Regions from separate parts of the Homo sapiens genome. Here region 2 is linked to region 1. A link is a loop called in an ENCODE intact Hi-C map of the cell type or tissue named here. Cell type or tissue: chondrocyte. All regions are shown on one strand.

What was found. A loop is a pair of places that touch in the nucleus more often than their neighbours do. Peaks named below come from ENCODE experiments on the same cell type or tissue, not always from the same donor. Only the 100,000 strongest peaks of a DNase experiment are listed, where the experiment ranks them.
Region 2: a loop joins it to region 1, with 4 times the contacts of the local background. A loop is called at or near these places in 4 of 110 quality-filtered maps.

What each region holds. Positions count from the first base shown.
Region 1 is chr1:65,788,603-65,796,602 of GRCh38, forward strand. PDE4B (phosphodiesterase 4B) reads left to right here and starts at 4,293. Exons shown (of 17, transcript NM_002600.4): 1 at 4,293-4,646. In chondrocyte, no CTCF peak of the experiment used is centred here; a DNase peak (open chromatin) is centred at 4,899.
Region 2 is chr1:65,838,952-65,846,951 of GRCh38, forward strand. All of the region lies in intron 1 of PDE4B (phosphodiesterase 4B), which reads left to right. Among named protein-coding and RNA genes, the nearest start is that of PDE4B, 50 kb to the left of the region's middle. RefSeq lists a silencer at 2,107-2,373. In chondrocyte, no CTCF peak of the experiment used is centred here; no DNase peak of the experiment used is centred here.

The DNA.
Region 1 (8,000 bases):
AAACTCAATAATTTGTTAGTATATTTCTTTGTTCAACCATCATGAATCATTTTTTTCTACTACATGGTATTTATTTTGAACATGTAGATTGAAGTCTTTTTTTTATCAGTTTCAAGAAAGTTTTTTAAAAATTTTGCTTAAACATTTGCTCTGTTCCACTGATAAGGTTTTCTTCTTTTTTTTTCTGGGTGATTTTTTTTTTGTTTTAAAATTATTATTATACTTTAAGTTTTAGGGTACATGTGCAACATGTGCAGGTTAGTTACATATGTATACATGTGCCATGCTGGTGTGCTGCACCCATTCTTCTTTAGAGACTCCAATTATATGTGTGTTGTATTTCATCTATCATTATCAGTTTCACACAAATACTTTTATTTGCTATGTCTTACTTATCTGCAATACTTAGTCCTTTTTTGTATTTCTTCCAATATTGTCTTCATTTCTGTCATGGTTTGCTTTTCTTCTTCTTTCTGCTAAAAAAATCAACTAATTTCATCCTCCTCATCTCTCTCTTGAGTTTCTTCATTTGTGCCTTTTGGTTTTCCTTAATAGATGATGTTTATTTCTTAACATATCAACAAATATGCTTAATTTAGAGAAACTATGCTGCTTATGAATAAGAGCAAAGACTCTAGAACAAGATTAACTGTGTTTAAATACGGGGTCTTCCTCTAACTGTGTGATCTTGAGTGTTACTTAACTTGTCCCTTAGGTCTTTAAATCTATATAATGGTAATAATAATAACAATATCTAATTTACAGAGTTGTGTTGAGAATCAGTTGAGTTCATATCTCTACAAAGTGGTAAGAATATTGCCTGGCAACAGTAAATACTATGCTAAAGTATTATTAGTTTTTTTCTTGCATTTCGAAATTTATAGTCACAATTTTAATTGTCTCTGTGACAACACTTTTTCCTCTCATCTATTAAAAAGTTTTGATGCTAATTTTCTGAATTTTAAAAATAGTATGTCTGTATCTGTGTTATGCCAGTTTCTTCTTTATCACTGCTCACTATTGAATGAATTATTTTTCTGGTCAAATTCCTTAGAGAAAGTTCCTGAAGTGGAGGTTGCAAAGTGGCTTTCCTGTTCTCAAAACAAATAGCTCCCACTTAATGATCCCCAATAATTGACACCTCCCTCTACCCATGCCCATAAAATACTCCCACATTGACTCTGGACTTAGCTACATGACTTGCTTTAGCCAACGGGACATTAACAAACACAACACATACAGAAGCTTGAAACTTGAAAGTGTGTGAACACTACAGCATGAACACTAGGCTGCCATTTCTCTTGCTACTGGGAACATGTCTACCTCCATGTGAAAAAGCCTGACTAGCTTCCTGGGAAAAGGCCCTAGGTGTCCAAGCCATCCCTTCCAGAGGCCCAGATTTGTGAGTAAGACCTGCTGATACCGCATGGGGCAGAGATTAGCCATTGAGCCCACACAGCTGAGCCCATCCCAATTTTCCATCTCACTAAATTGTAGGCAAATCACTGGTAGCTTTTTAAACCATTGTTTCGGGTGGCTTGTTATGCAGCAATAGATTATGGATTCACTTTTACTGTTGCCTCACAAACAGACTGCTTTTAGTAGTTATGGCATCTTTGTATACTCACTTCCTCTGAGACTCTGAAGGGAATTATGTCCAGAAGATCCTTTTCCAGTAGTTCTCTGCTCCCCAGTTCTTAAAAAGAAGGAACAGGACTTTTACATTTCATAGTGATTTGACCATCTTCAAGCACTAAAGTTTTGCTGACCCTGAGATCTGCTCCTACCATGTTTCTGGGAACTCCCTGTTCTCCTTTTGTCATCTGTATGTATGTATCTCTTTTGCCTTCTTCCTTCTGCTTCTGCTCCAGTTTTTGAGAGACAGCTTTGCATTTTACGACACACCTCTCATTTCCCAGAAAACATACTTTTGCTGGCACTTTCTGATACTTCTAGTGCTGGTTCCCATTGCCTCTCCCTGGGCCTTTTCCATATGACTTCTGCCCAAACTCAGCTGCTTTTGGTAACCTTTAGAAGCGCTTTGGGGTTTGTAGGTAAAATCTATATAAATTTGTTGAAAATGGTGTTTGACAGTTTTTTTCCATTCTCTTTGTTAGTTTATGTAATTTTTAGAAAGAGATGAGAAAGATGCTTAAAAAGCTGACATCATTTTCTACTGGAATCCGTATATAATTCTTTTTGCAGTAAGAACTCTTTGGACACATTTTTCTGAAGATGATGTAATAACCTTGGGAGGCTTAGTAATTATTAATACCTTTCAAATTTCTCATATTCAAAAAGGGGCAGCATGATGCTCAAATTGGTTCTTTTTTTCCCCTAGATTGAACTACAATTTAGATTCCTTACACTCTCTTTAGGCAATGGTTGCCTTATATTTAATACATCTAACTAATCCTAACTGTAGTTCAGAAAAAGAGATTCCATTATCATCATTTTACAGATGAAAACTGTGAGAACAATGACTACATTGCGGATTTTGTTGGCTTCCTTTCAGGTGCTTATTGCCTCACTATTATTAATTTTGGCTTTGGGCTCAATTTCAAGGTTATGGATGAGGTAGATGGTATAGTGTAAGCAACAGGTCCAAAAAGGCAGAATAACCAGCGAACACTTGGTAGCATCTCAGATGTGGGGAAATAGGTGTTTTATACTCCAAACGCTAGTGTTTGAATATGTTTCCTCCAAAACCATGAAGGGGAAAGTTCATTAAGTTCCTACACTGATAAGCTCTTAGACATGCCTTTCAATGTACAGGCATGTAAAGCTATTTTGGGTGAATGGGTGAATAGTAGGTTATTAGGTTATTGCCCTTCTTTGGGAGGTCCCTATTTGTCCTTTAATACACAGTTCAGATGGGATTTAAATTCCCTGACCTGTTCCTTCTCTTACATAGAAAAAATTGCTTCCACTTATGCAATTGGCATGTGCTTCTGTTGTGAAATACTTGTGTTGTTTGTCTCGGGCTTTCATAGTTGGTTCTCCTATTAGGCAGTGAGCTCCTTGGGTGCAGAGACTATGTCCTAATCGACTCTGCATCCTTAGCTTCTGCAAAGTGCTCAGTGCACAGTAGGTGTGCATGATGTTTATTGGAATAAATCGAGAAACAGGCGAATGTTGTCTATTAAAGTCATTTTGGTCTCTAGCTACTGTAGTAGTTGGATAGGCAAAGTTACTTCATGCCTATCTTCCTCCTCTTTTCCTTGCCAGCTTCCTTCTTTTTTTCTCTGACTGAAAGGGCTGGACAACCGGGGAAAAGGAAACTTGTGCTTTCCAGCATACCTCTCCCACTCTACACACACACACACACACACTCTCTCTCTCTCTCTCTCTCTCTCTCTCTCGCTCTCGCTCTCGCTCTCTCTCCATCCTGTTGCATTTTTAAAGCAGGCTCAGTCAGGTTACTGAGTGCCTGTTGCTCCATCACACGAATTCCCAAGTTGTGGGACTCACCTTCAGGGGTGTCTTGGTGGAGCACCTCTTGGGAGGTGATCTGACCTGTTGGTTCAGGAGCACTGCGCGTATTCACTCTGGCGCTCCTTTGTGCAACAGGAGACCAGAGGACTCCCACGGTCCCACTGGCTCCTTCCACGTAATGTGCCCCGCTGGCTCTCTCGCCTCCCCCAACCCGGGGGTCTGCGTCCCCTGCGCCCCAGTCCCTCTTTGTGCAGCCAGTAGCTGCAGAGCTCTTCGTCTTGTATTCATGGCAGATGCACAGCGAGTGACTGACACGTTCCAGGGACGGCGAATGGGAAAGAGCGCGGGCGGCCGGGGGAGGGTGTGTAGTGGCAGACGGCCGCTGGGATTATGAATGGGGGCTGGGGGGCCGGCGAGTGTGGGGTTCAAACCAGGATTTTCGGTCTCTGGCTTTGGATAGGCACGCAGGGCTGTGCGTAATCCTTCAGCTCTGGTGGTAAGGGAGATGCAGTGAGCTCCCGGCTGGGAGAGAGGGTTATTTTGCAAAACTCCCCTGGTACCGTGCCCGCGGAATATTGCAGGAGGTCTGTGAGGTAGGTGGGGGAAAAAATAACCTGGGAGGGCAATCAGGGAGAGGCCAGACGACTGGGGACGGCGTGCTTTGCACCCTAGAATTGACAGGTGGTGGCCTCAGCAGTTACAACCTACTACACAGCATCTCGTCCGTGCGATACGGTCACATTGTTATTCCCCGCACCCGGCTGAGGAGCGCAGCGCGGCAGACCAAGTGGCACCGGCGAGCTGTCTCTCTTCCGGGGGGCGGGGGTGGACAGTAGGGAGAGGGGGTTTAAAGGGCCAGAGGACGAGAGAAGAGCTGAGGGGCGCGTCGCCAGCGCCTGTGTCTCCCTGGCGCGGGTTCCCCAGGCTAGCCCGCTGGCCCGTCCGCGCGCGCGCCCCCGGCCCGCGCGCCCCTTCCCGGGGCTCCTGGCCTCGCCTCAGCGGCTGCAGGCTCTTCGTCGCGGGCCGGGCTGCACGCGAGCGCCCTCCGGGCAGACTTTCGTCCCCCACCCCCGGGAGCGCGGAAGGCTCACTCGCAGCGCATGGTCTACCCGCGCCGGGCGGAGCCCCGGCGTCCAGAGCGCTGCGGCCGCGGCGGTGCAGCAGAGGCGCCTCGGGCAGGAGGAGGGCGGCTTCTGCGAGGGCAGCCTGAGGTAAGGGCTGCCTAGGAGGCTGCGGGTTTATTTTTCCTCATTCTCTTACTTCATCACACACTGAAGCCTCAATGGAGAGTGTAGGGTGCTGTGGGGCTGATGTGGGGCAAAGAGGGAATGGGGCCGCCGGGCCTGGATGGTCGTCTTGACGGCGTCATTGTCGCCCCTTGTAGGAAATCCGCCAACCGGCCCCTAGCCTTTCGCCCTCATCTTCTCTGCTTCGGCTTCCGCCCTTGGACCTCTTGACAAGTCACTGGGGAGGAGAGGATGGAGAGAGGCTAAGGGAGAATGGAGAGAGGCAGAAGGATTCAGGGCTTGGAAGCCCTGGAGTAGGTGACGGATGGGCGCGCGGTGCCCAGTGATTGACTGCAGGCAGCGGGCGCGGAAGGGAACCTGAACTACCCAAGAGTTTGCTGGGCTGAGGCTCCAGGATGCTCCTGCGTGCCCTGGTGGCTGGGGCACCAAGGAGGGGCGCACTCAAGCCTCGGCATCACCAAGGCTCTGCCAGGAACTTTTGGGAAGATTTGTCTGGTGTTTGGTGAGGGGGCTTGGACCTTTCTAGCTACAAGAGTGTGTTGGGGAAGGAAGAGGCTCTCCTCCTTTCTCCTGTCACTTTCCTTCATGCCTACTCTCTTCTTCCATCTTCCTGTTTTGCCTCCTTCCTTCCCGTTTTTCACAGGCCACCTTCCTTGTGCGGTACTTCAAACACAAATCGGAACCCACTATGGCCAACAGCTTTAAAGCGTGTATAAGGAGGAGCGCACAGAAGAATCGCTCTTAATTACAGTAGTTATATATGTGTGTGTGTGTGTCTGTGTGTGTCACACACGTGCCTGGGATAATTTTTAGCAAGACTTTGAGACGGTCACCTAAAATTACATTGTACTTACATTAGGTTTACATCATAATTATATGATGCCACTGAACAGAAATGGTAACTCTATGCATTCTGCATCTTAGATCTGAGATATAACTGTTCTTTGAATCACATGCATCGTTTAATTTCAAAGATTTCCAGCTGCTGGAAAACTCTTGGCTAAGTTATAAGAATGAAAGGCACATTAAGCATAAAAAAAGTAATAAATGTCCAGATACTATTTTTATTAGTAGATCATACTCCCCCTCCGTTTCCTTTTGCCAAAAGCTGTTATTATACCAATTATATTCATAAAAACGAAACAAATTTGGAGATTTCAGTGTTTTTACCTACAACCTGAAGTGTAGGTAGGGGTCTAGAATTTATCTGTACATGAATTCACAAGAAGATAGATAAGGCCAATGATTTCACTGCAGGTAAAGGAAGTTGAGCTTCTTCTCTCTCAGGATACCTCATTTCTTGGTATCCCAAGAGAGAAATCCCCTTAATGTCAATAAATATAGCATTGGTCTCTTCAGCTCTTCAAATCAATACTTGTAGGACTTGACTGTAATATGTTTGCTGGCTGTTTCTATTCTTTTTCATTTTCTAAACAACAACGTGCCAATTTTGTTAATTTACAAAAAATAAGTAAGATTGTTAAATGGACTGGAATTTATGAGATGGCATGATCGATGCATTGAGGCTGTTTATCTATATATCTATCATCTTTCTATTTTTCTTGTTACAGTTGGGAGCTAAACAATGTTGCAGTGTGTCTACTTGTATTTTTATCAGCTGATTTGCTTTTCAGTTTCTTTATGGCTTGACATATTTTGCAAAAATGAATTGTCTTAAATTTCTCTAGAGAGTAACCTGTTAGACATACTGTTTGCTTTCAAAATAGGACTGTTTTTTGATTTGAGGAATAAGAAATCAATCATACATGGTTTTCTGATCTTGGAGTCCTTTGCCTGTCTAGAGACAGGTATTTAAGTATTTAACAGTAATAGTTACTGTGTATGTACAAATAAAGGCTTGTTTGATAAAGATACTGGACACAGAAATAATAATTCCATTTTGGTTTACAAATGCAATATTTAAAATTGTGAAGAAATAAAGAGTTCTAGGTTACTCCTAATATCTTACTTGACTTAATTTGGCTAAGGAGCAAGAGGTATATGAAGAGGTCTTCAGTTAGAAAGATTTGGTGGTTAGTAATTTATTATCATGTCATACAATTTCACCCATTTCTATTTCCAAAAACCTTCAAACAGCATAGTTTGGACAAGGTTTAGGATGTTGCTGACCACAAAACAAATGAGTTCCTTCAGGCACTGGCTATTGTAGCCACCATGTGGTAATACAGTGGACACTGTGATGTGCCAAATCGTTCTTCAAGGAGGGACTTGTTGCCCCAGCTTCTGGGAGTGTGGTCAACAGATGGCCTTCAATAGTCAGACTCTTCAGGGATTGCCTGAGCTGTAGAAAGCTCCCTTGTCCAAGGTCACACCCCTTTCCAGCGCAGCTCACATCCAATGGCTGATCCATGTGGGAGTATAAAGGTTGGGCCATTGCAGCACAACTCTGGAAAACTCTGAAGGATCTTTCTAGCTCTGGAGCTCCCTGAGGGCTTGCATTGCAGCTCTACTTCTCTCTTTGGTCCTTTCTGTTTCCTTCCCCATCCTTCCTCAGGTGTGGATAACAAGGCGGTTCCCAAGAAAATAGGGCTTTGAACTTCATTTCAGAATTAGCTTGCCAGGGAAACCCACCTGTGACTATGTTCTTACCCCATACATTCATTTTGCCAGTTTTAATCCATTGGTCTTTTGAAATGTGGTGTTTCAACCATCAAATATGATATAGAAGATGCATATGTGGAAGGAATTTATAGTTGACAGTTTCTTTTTCTTCCAGCACTTGAAAAATGTTATGTCACTTCATTTCAGGCCTCCCTGGTTTCAATGAGAAATTTGTTGTTGTTTGAATTGACGTTCCCTTATACACAATGCGTCATTTCTCTCTGGAGAGTTTCAAGAATATTTTCTATATCTTCATTTTTTGGAAGTTTGATTATGATGTGTTTTGGCATGAATTTCTTTTGGTTTGCTCTGTTTGGGATTTGATGAAGTTTTTAAAATGTAGGTTTGTCTTTCACCAAGTTGGGAGATTCTTAGGCATTATTTCTTCAAACACAAAAGTGTTTCAGCCCCACTCTCTTTCTTATCTGCTTCTGTGACTCTGATGATATGAAAGTTGGATCTTTTGTTGTTGTCCTACAAGACCCCGAGGCTTGGTTCATCATTTTTTTTTCTGGTATTTTCTCTTTGTTCAAATAGAAAACATTCATTGGTCTGTTTTCAAGTTCGCTGATTCTGTCCTCTGTCTTCTCTACTACAGAGCCCATCTAGTATTTTATTTTGATTACTATATTTTTCAACTCAATAATTTCCATTTGGTTCTTTTTGCAGCTTATGCTTATTTGCTGAGACATTCTA
Region 2 (8,000 bases), 50 kb after region 1:
TGTATAATTTCATTGTGTTGGATGATGAACTTAAAAAGGTTGTATTAAGAAAAATAATTTATTGCTGAAAATCAGTTGTAACTTGTGGCTTGTGCAGTAGGTGTGTAAGATATCGAATTTTTGCTGTATACTTTAGGATTTGGAAATACTTAGACTATAAGCTATAAACTTAAGTTATGAAATAACAGTTATAAAAATCTCTATATTATTTACCTCCAGCTTTCCAAGATTAGATCTTTTGTTAGATGCATGTTTTGCTGTGATTTTATTTTATTATTTTATACTTTCATTCAATACCAATGATTTTTTTTTTTTAGTATTCTCCTATTATCTTTTTCTTTAAGTTCTGGGATACATGTGCAGAACATGCAGGTTTCTTAGATAGGTATACATGTGCCATGGTGGTTTGCTGCACCCATAAACCCATCATCTACATTAGGTATTTCTGCTAATGCCTTCCCTTCCCTTGCCCTCCACACCCTGACAGGCCCCTGTGTGTGATGTTCCCCTTCCTGTGTCCATGTGTTCTCATTGTTCAACTCCCACTTATGAGTGAGAACATGCAGTGTTTGGTTCTCTGTTCTTGTGTTAGTTTGCTGAGAATGATGGTTTCCAGTTTCATCCGTGTCCCTGCAAAGGACAGGAACTCATCCTTTTTTATGGCTGCATAGTATTATATGATGTGTCTATGTGCCACATTTTCTTTATCCAGCCTATCATTGATTAGCATTTGAGTTGGTTCCAAGTCTTTGCTATTGTGAACAGTGCTACAATAAATATATGTGTGCATGTGTCTTTATAGTAGAATGATGTATAATCCTTTGGGTATATACCCAGTAATGAGATTTCTGGGTCAAATGGTATTTCTGGTTCTAGATCCTTGAGGAATCACCACACTGTCTTCCACAATGGTTGAACTAATTTACACTCCCTCCAACAGTGTAAAAGTGTTCCTATTTCTCCACATCCTCTCCAGCATCTGTTGTTTCCTGACTTTTTAATGATTGCAATTCTAACTGGCATGAGATGGTATCTCATTGTGGTTTTGATTTGCATTGATTTTAAATATATATAAAAAAAATAAGCCAAGTGAAGTTAGTATGTGTAAATTGCACCACATGAGGATAAAAAAGATGGCTGAATTTCATAGAAAACTATATTGTGGCATCTAACCATATCCTTAAGACTCAGTTAATAAATACTTCTGTTTTATATGTATATGTTTGTGTCTGTGTGTGTGTGTACGTATAAAATGGTGAGAAGTATGAAAAAGTTGTAATAGAAGCAAATGAACATAAATTCCTCAAAAGAAAGATAGATTGGACCAAGACATCATATTCAATGTTGCACACTTTAAAATAACTGATTTATAATAAAAGTTTTAAAAGAAAAACATATAGTTATACTAATTAAGCTTGATGTACAAAATAATACCAAATTGGATTTAAAAAGAATTATTTTCTTAAGATACTAAAAAATTATCCTGATTTTTAATGAGTAGTTACAATTTTATTATAACTTTTTAAAAGTTTGTTTGCCTTTAGCATTTCTTAATATTATTGTAAGCATTAACAATACTAAACAAAACAAAAAAGAGTTTGAAGATTCAGTCGAGACAAATAGAAATAACAGTAAAAAAAGTTCCCAGAAAATGCGAGCTATTTAAGGGCATGAGCCATCTCTTATGTTATTTTGGTTAAATAAATGTCTCAGATCGTTAGCTACGAGACCCTGTGCTGGGCACTGGATGAATTAGACACACTTCCTCTGTCCAAGGTCAGATGAAGTGGCTATCTTTGCTCCTTATGTGCATATTTTTCACCTCTGTACTTTTGGTACCTAGCATAGAGCTGAACTCGTAAAAGGCAGTCAATATCCCCTTGTCGCATTGAATCAAATGTTTGTTGTTAGACTGAACAACTGAAATTTCGGAATCGCTATGTTGAGTCATTTTGGGCTTCTCAGAAATTTTGTAAATGAAACAGAATACAGGTGTAGGGTATTTTGAACTTGCTAGGATGCAAATTATTTAACAATATTCGAATGAAATCATTGTACTTAGAGGCCAGGCACGGTTGTTTACACCGGTAATCCCAGCACTTTGGGAGGCTGAGGTAGGTGGATTGCCTGAGCTCAGGAGTTCTAGACCAGCCTAGGCAACATGGTGAAATCCCATCTCTACTGAAAATACAAAAAATTAGCTGGGTGTGGTGGCACATGCCTGTAATCCCAGCTGCTCTGGAGGCTGAGGCATGAGACTTGCTTTAACCCAGGAGGCAGAGGTTGTAGTGAGCCAAGATTGTCACCACTTCATTCACTCCAGCCTGGGTGATAGAGCGAGACTCTGCCTTCAAAGAAGGAAAGAAAAAAAGAGAGAGAGAGAAAGAAAGAAAAGGAAGAAAGAAAGAGAGAGAAAGGGAAAGGAAAGGAAAGGAAGGAAGGAAGGAATTATTGCACTTAGAGTTCATTGCCATTTCTAGTTATGTTAATGCTTAGTATAGAGGAGTCTGGGGTAAGGTACCTGTGTGATCTTGGGGAAGCAGCCTACTGTCCTCAAACTAGGGATTTCTCCATCTTTAACATGAGGGCCAAAAACGGGTTATGAACCAGAAGTCGCAGTCATCTAAGGCTTCAAGGGAGGCCTTGAATTACTTAGAATGGTATGCAAAATGATTTAAATATGTTTGAAAATATGTTTTTTTACTTGGAGAGGATCCAAACTTCAATAGATTCTAAATAAGCCTATATTGCCATCTCTCTGGTCTAAATTATCTCTAGAGTTTATTTTACTTCGAAAAATAGTTTTTAGTGTAACATACAAAAATTTTAATCAATAGATTAAAAGTAGGCAACAAACCATCAACATGTTATTATATAAGAGAAATTCCATTTTGGATTGTTGTCTGTTTTCTACCCTGATTGAATAATTAAACCGTCAAGCAGCTAATGAACATTTATTGATAATTATTATCTATTCTGAGTGGCAATAACAAAAGGAAATAGTGAAAGATATACCAATAACTTTCTTCAAAGAATCCATTATCTAATTAGAAATATTAAATCAACTTAGTCTTTCCCTTCGATGTAGTCATGGAGGTGAATCTTACACCATGGACAATTAGAGGGAGCTATATTTAAGACTATATGGGTTTTAAGCGAAATAGATCATTTCTAGGGTATTTATTAGGGAGATACTATTTTCAAGATGTTGTGCTAATCCAGTCATGCCAGGCATATTTATTGAGTATTGACTTGCCAGACACAAAAAAACACTAATAAATACTATGTATGGTCTCTCAACATTAAGAAAGTGGTTTTTTTTGCAGGAAATACAAAAACAAATAATTATAGTGTTTTTATTCAGTATTATAATTCATATATGAAAGAGTTGCATGGGAGAACAGAAGCGGCACTCTAAGGTGACCCCTTTTTGTGATCCCTGGCTCTTAGTAGTTTGAAGTCTTATTGAGTGGTATAATAAAACATGCAAACAACTAAAACATAGGACAACATATATTGTATCATGATTAGCTGCAAATTGCCATGCTGTTTCTGAGGAAGGAGGTATATTTATACCAACTGTAACAAGGAATATTTAATTCAGCAGATATTTATTGTTACTGGATTTAAGTCCTATAATGTTCATCCGACTTGTTATTCCAAGCTTAAGATGGTACTTAGCACTTGGCATGTATTCAGTAAATATTTGCTGAACAGATAAATACATGAAGACCCACTTCATGCCAAGAATAGTGCAAAATACCCACAAACATAGAGGCAGAGAAAAATAAGTTTGTGCCCTAAAAATGCTCACAGTCATCATATACATGCGTGTGTATTTATTTTCAAATCACTATGTTACATGGTAATAGAGTTGCATGCAGAGCACAAGAGGTACTTCTGAATCTTCACAGAAGAGACATTGACATTCTCAGAGAATGGGTGGCGTCTAGGAGGATGAATAGGAGCTCATGCCAGGAAGATAGGGAAGTGGAGGAAGGAGTTCCAGACAGAGGGTGTTACATATGCATAGGCACTGGCATTTGAAAGTTTATGGATTTGGGGGATAACTATCAAATGTGTAGGATGTATATGGGTAAAGGAAAGGAGAAAGATGAGACTGGAGATGTAGACCATTGGGGACCATTTCTTAAAGGGCCTTTTCTGTCATACTAAGGAGCTGGAGTCATTCTGAAGGCCTGAGGTACACTGAGGAATTATGAAGAAAAGAGGTTATATAGGAGGTATACTCAGGAAGTTTCCAGAAAGAGTGAGGCTGAGAAGGCCCAGCTTCCAACACACGAGAGACATACTTACACTTCCTAGGAAGGCCCCTAGAGAAGAGAATTACAAAGATTCATTTGCTGGCTTCTCTTTCATCATTTGTTTTTATCATTTGGAGCCTGGATACTCCAATACCTATATGGCAAACTTTGCCCTTTCCTTCCCCAAGGTACAGCTGTTAAGAGAGTGCATGAAAATTTCCCACTACCAAATGCCATGGGTGGTTATGAGAAGCACCTCTTGTTAACAGTTAAAAAGTAAAATACATTTTGGACTTTCAGCTTTTCATTTCCTACCTATGGGACATGGAAGAATGTTCATTGGTGTATATAAACTTGAGTTTCTTAATGTGAAAAATAAGGATAAAAGTTTTTAAGTATATATATATGCGTTTAATCAGTCTGTTGAATTAAGTCAGTAGGTGTTGAAAGACAGGATTTGTTTTTTTTCCCTTAAGTCTGCTTTTATCTTACATTTGCAAATAAGAAGTTTTGTATCCAAACATATTATTCTTCCAAAAATTTTAAGGATAAAGATGTACTTTTAAAAGAAGCTATAACTTAGCATTTTCTTTTGGTTAAATATAATTATTCTAAAAATGGCATATCTCTACATTATGTTTGCTTGGTAAAACTGAATATTACTCGCCTGTTTCCACAGTATGACATAAGTGGAAATAAGACAATTATAGAACATCTTCATAACAAAGTTACCATATAAAGCTTATATGAGTGGATGGCTTAATTAGATTGTTTTTAAAGTTTCAGGTAGTTCAGTTTCTTTTTTCCTGGTTTTTACTTTCTGTTTGACCTTCAGAGAAACTAACTGTATTTACCTCAAACATTTCTTATCCACATGTCTTCAATATATAATCATAATATTTGGTACATCTGAAGTGCCTGACATCTGACGCTTCTGAATTGCTTCATAAATGTGGATTTAGGCCTTGGGGGCCAGATGGCAAAAGTCAACAGAATAAAAGTATTTATTAGGTATTCATGATTGTACTGGGTGCTGTACTGGATAACAAAATTGAGAAAGAAAGTATTTTCTATGATTTCAGGTATCCTACAATTTAGCTAGGCAGTCCAAACACAAATACATTTTTGAAGAGGAATAAAAGTAGTGCGCATGGAAGTGTTTGGCATCGCCTTGATGATAGATCTAACATTACCAAAGAAATGTTGTCTCAGAGCTGGACTCTCGCAGACCGTTGTGTTCTCTTAGACAAATGGAAGCTTTCCAGCTAAAACTGGCTTAATTCATTACTATTTACTTGGTAGCCAAAATAACTTACTGCCTTATTTTGTGTTGGATTTGAAATTCAAAAAAAAGTAAACAAAACAAAATAAAAACAAATTTGAGTTTCTTGTAATTTATTTTATTATAGGGAGTTTTGTTCCAAGACTGTTTAGTGACCAAAACCAAAAAGGCTGCTGTCTTTAATATGTAGTTTATTCTCCCCACAAACACATTACTTGAACAGCAACTAAAAAAAGAGATAAAAAGAAGTGGGGAGGATATACTAGGCATTCTCTTCTTCTTGGCTCAAAGCTTAGAGGTTGTGACCAGCTGGACAGCTTTCCAGAAATCATAAGCAGATACTGGGCCAATTGTTTTTATTACAGAATTATGGAGGAATTCTGAGGTGTAAATGATTTGTAAAGCAGCTCTATTTAGGAGTAGTTTTGCGGAGGTTTGGATCAATTCAGTGGGTTGTAGTTTGACATATGAAGTGATAACTGTATGCCTAGACAGTCCCAGCTGCTGAATTTGCAACTACAGTGAAGAGTTCTGCCCACCCCCATCTGTCTAAGGGGCATCTCCACCTGTCATTTCTGTACTCTGGCCTCTATGACATGATAAATTGCTTTTAATTAGAATTGCAGACAATTTTTCATTCTCTGGATAATGTCCCAGCGTACAACATAACATCCAACATAACTTTGGCAGTTCAGAAGTGAGCTTAAACAACATGCAGTACTTCTCTCCACAGTTATAAATAATTGTAAATAATTTGTTGAGAAATATACACTCATTGCAATATAAACATGAAATGCCTTTATTTTTCCAATCTAAATTTTTAGCCCTGCTCTGTGGATCATTTTCTAGCATCCTTTAACAAAATCTTGGCTAGCTTCTATAGCTTCCTAGCCACTTCTCAGTTATTAAGACTTAGTCTAGCCCAGTTTAGAACTTCAGTCTCGTGTGAGTCAAAGCTCCCTCTCTCTACAGCATGGGCTGGAGTTGTAACCCTAACTTTATTGTAGGGGTGAGATATGGTCTGGCTCTGAGATACCGTCAATGTTTTACTCTTTGAGATGAATAAGCTCTTCTGGTTTAAGGAAATGTGGGCGGAATGAAGGAATAGGGAAGCAGAGCTCTTGGTATAGCTGGTCTCATATTGATGATGCTGAACAGTGCTCCTGCTGTCACTGTATTCCATCCAGTTCTGGTCTCTGTCCATGTAGAGCGATATCCACCTAAGTGCTGTGCATGGTCCTCGGGGTGTCAGCTTTACCCCTGCACCCTTTATCTTTAATGACTCTTTCAGATTGAGGAAGTCAGATTTTTCTTAAGTTCTGCATCTCCTTTCTCCGGATGGGTGTCTCATTACAGGAAACCATGAGAACTCCTCCAACTTTTTCTCCAGTCCCTATGCAGGGGCTTAGAGAATAGGGAAGTAAATTACCATCTTGTTCTTCAAAGCCACACTGTATCTTAGTATCTTTAAGCTGTGCCTGGCTGGCCGCCTCCTCCGTGGGCTTTTCCTCTTCAGAAATCAATTTTTCAGAAGAGGGTCCCAATCCCTGTGTTCACATATCTTTCAAACTTCAGGTGTTATGGTCTAAGTTCTTACTAATCTTGTTTGACTCCATGACAGCACTAGGTAGGCCTACAGGTTGTTTCCACCCAGGAAGCATCCAATCAGGGTGGATGTCACGACCTTCCAGTCTCTATCAATGGGTCTCTAGGAGCCACTCTCCCTTAATTCCAGTGAGGAGAAAGCACAGAGAGAGGAGGGTGTGGTTTCTGTCCATGAGCTCTGCATTTCCCAACCCCTTTGGGGGCTGACAACAAACTTCACTAGACTGGGTTAAGTATAGAATAAAGTATATTTTAATAGATAAACATAGGGCAAGGTTGTGGAATTCAGAGAGGCAAAAATGAACACAGTTGAGAAATCGTAGAACATGTTTGGAGACAAAGAAATAGGTCAGTTTGGTTGTGGCATAGGAGGTAATAAAAATCAAGTTTCAGTAAGAACAATTTCTGACATATTTTTAATGGCCTTGAATGCTAGGTTGATGAGCTTTGAGTTAATTTAATTTATGAAGGGTTAAGAAGCTAAGATGCTAAGAATGTAGCTGTGAATGAAACAGAGGGGCAAATTCTTACAAGTTTGGATATTGTTGCCTACATTGTATTTCCAAAGCTTTCTGGAGTAGTAGCAAGTGATTCTGAAAGCTCTAGAATTCTAGCTGTGTATCTAGTGTTAGTTAGAGTTACTTCATTTATAGTTATAGAGAGGAATAGTTTTCATTTCAGTTATCTGGCACAAATGGAGTGTTTTTATCATAAATTTGTATTACTAGCAATTTCTCAGCTTTTGGCAGATAAACTTAATAAGACATACCAATCCATGATAACCTTTACTTAGAGTTACAGGGAAAAACAGTACATTCTTTGTGTATGGTAAACAACTCTTTCCTGGT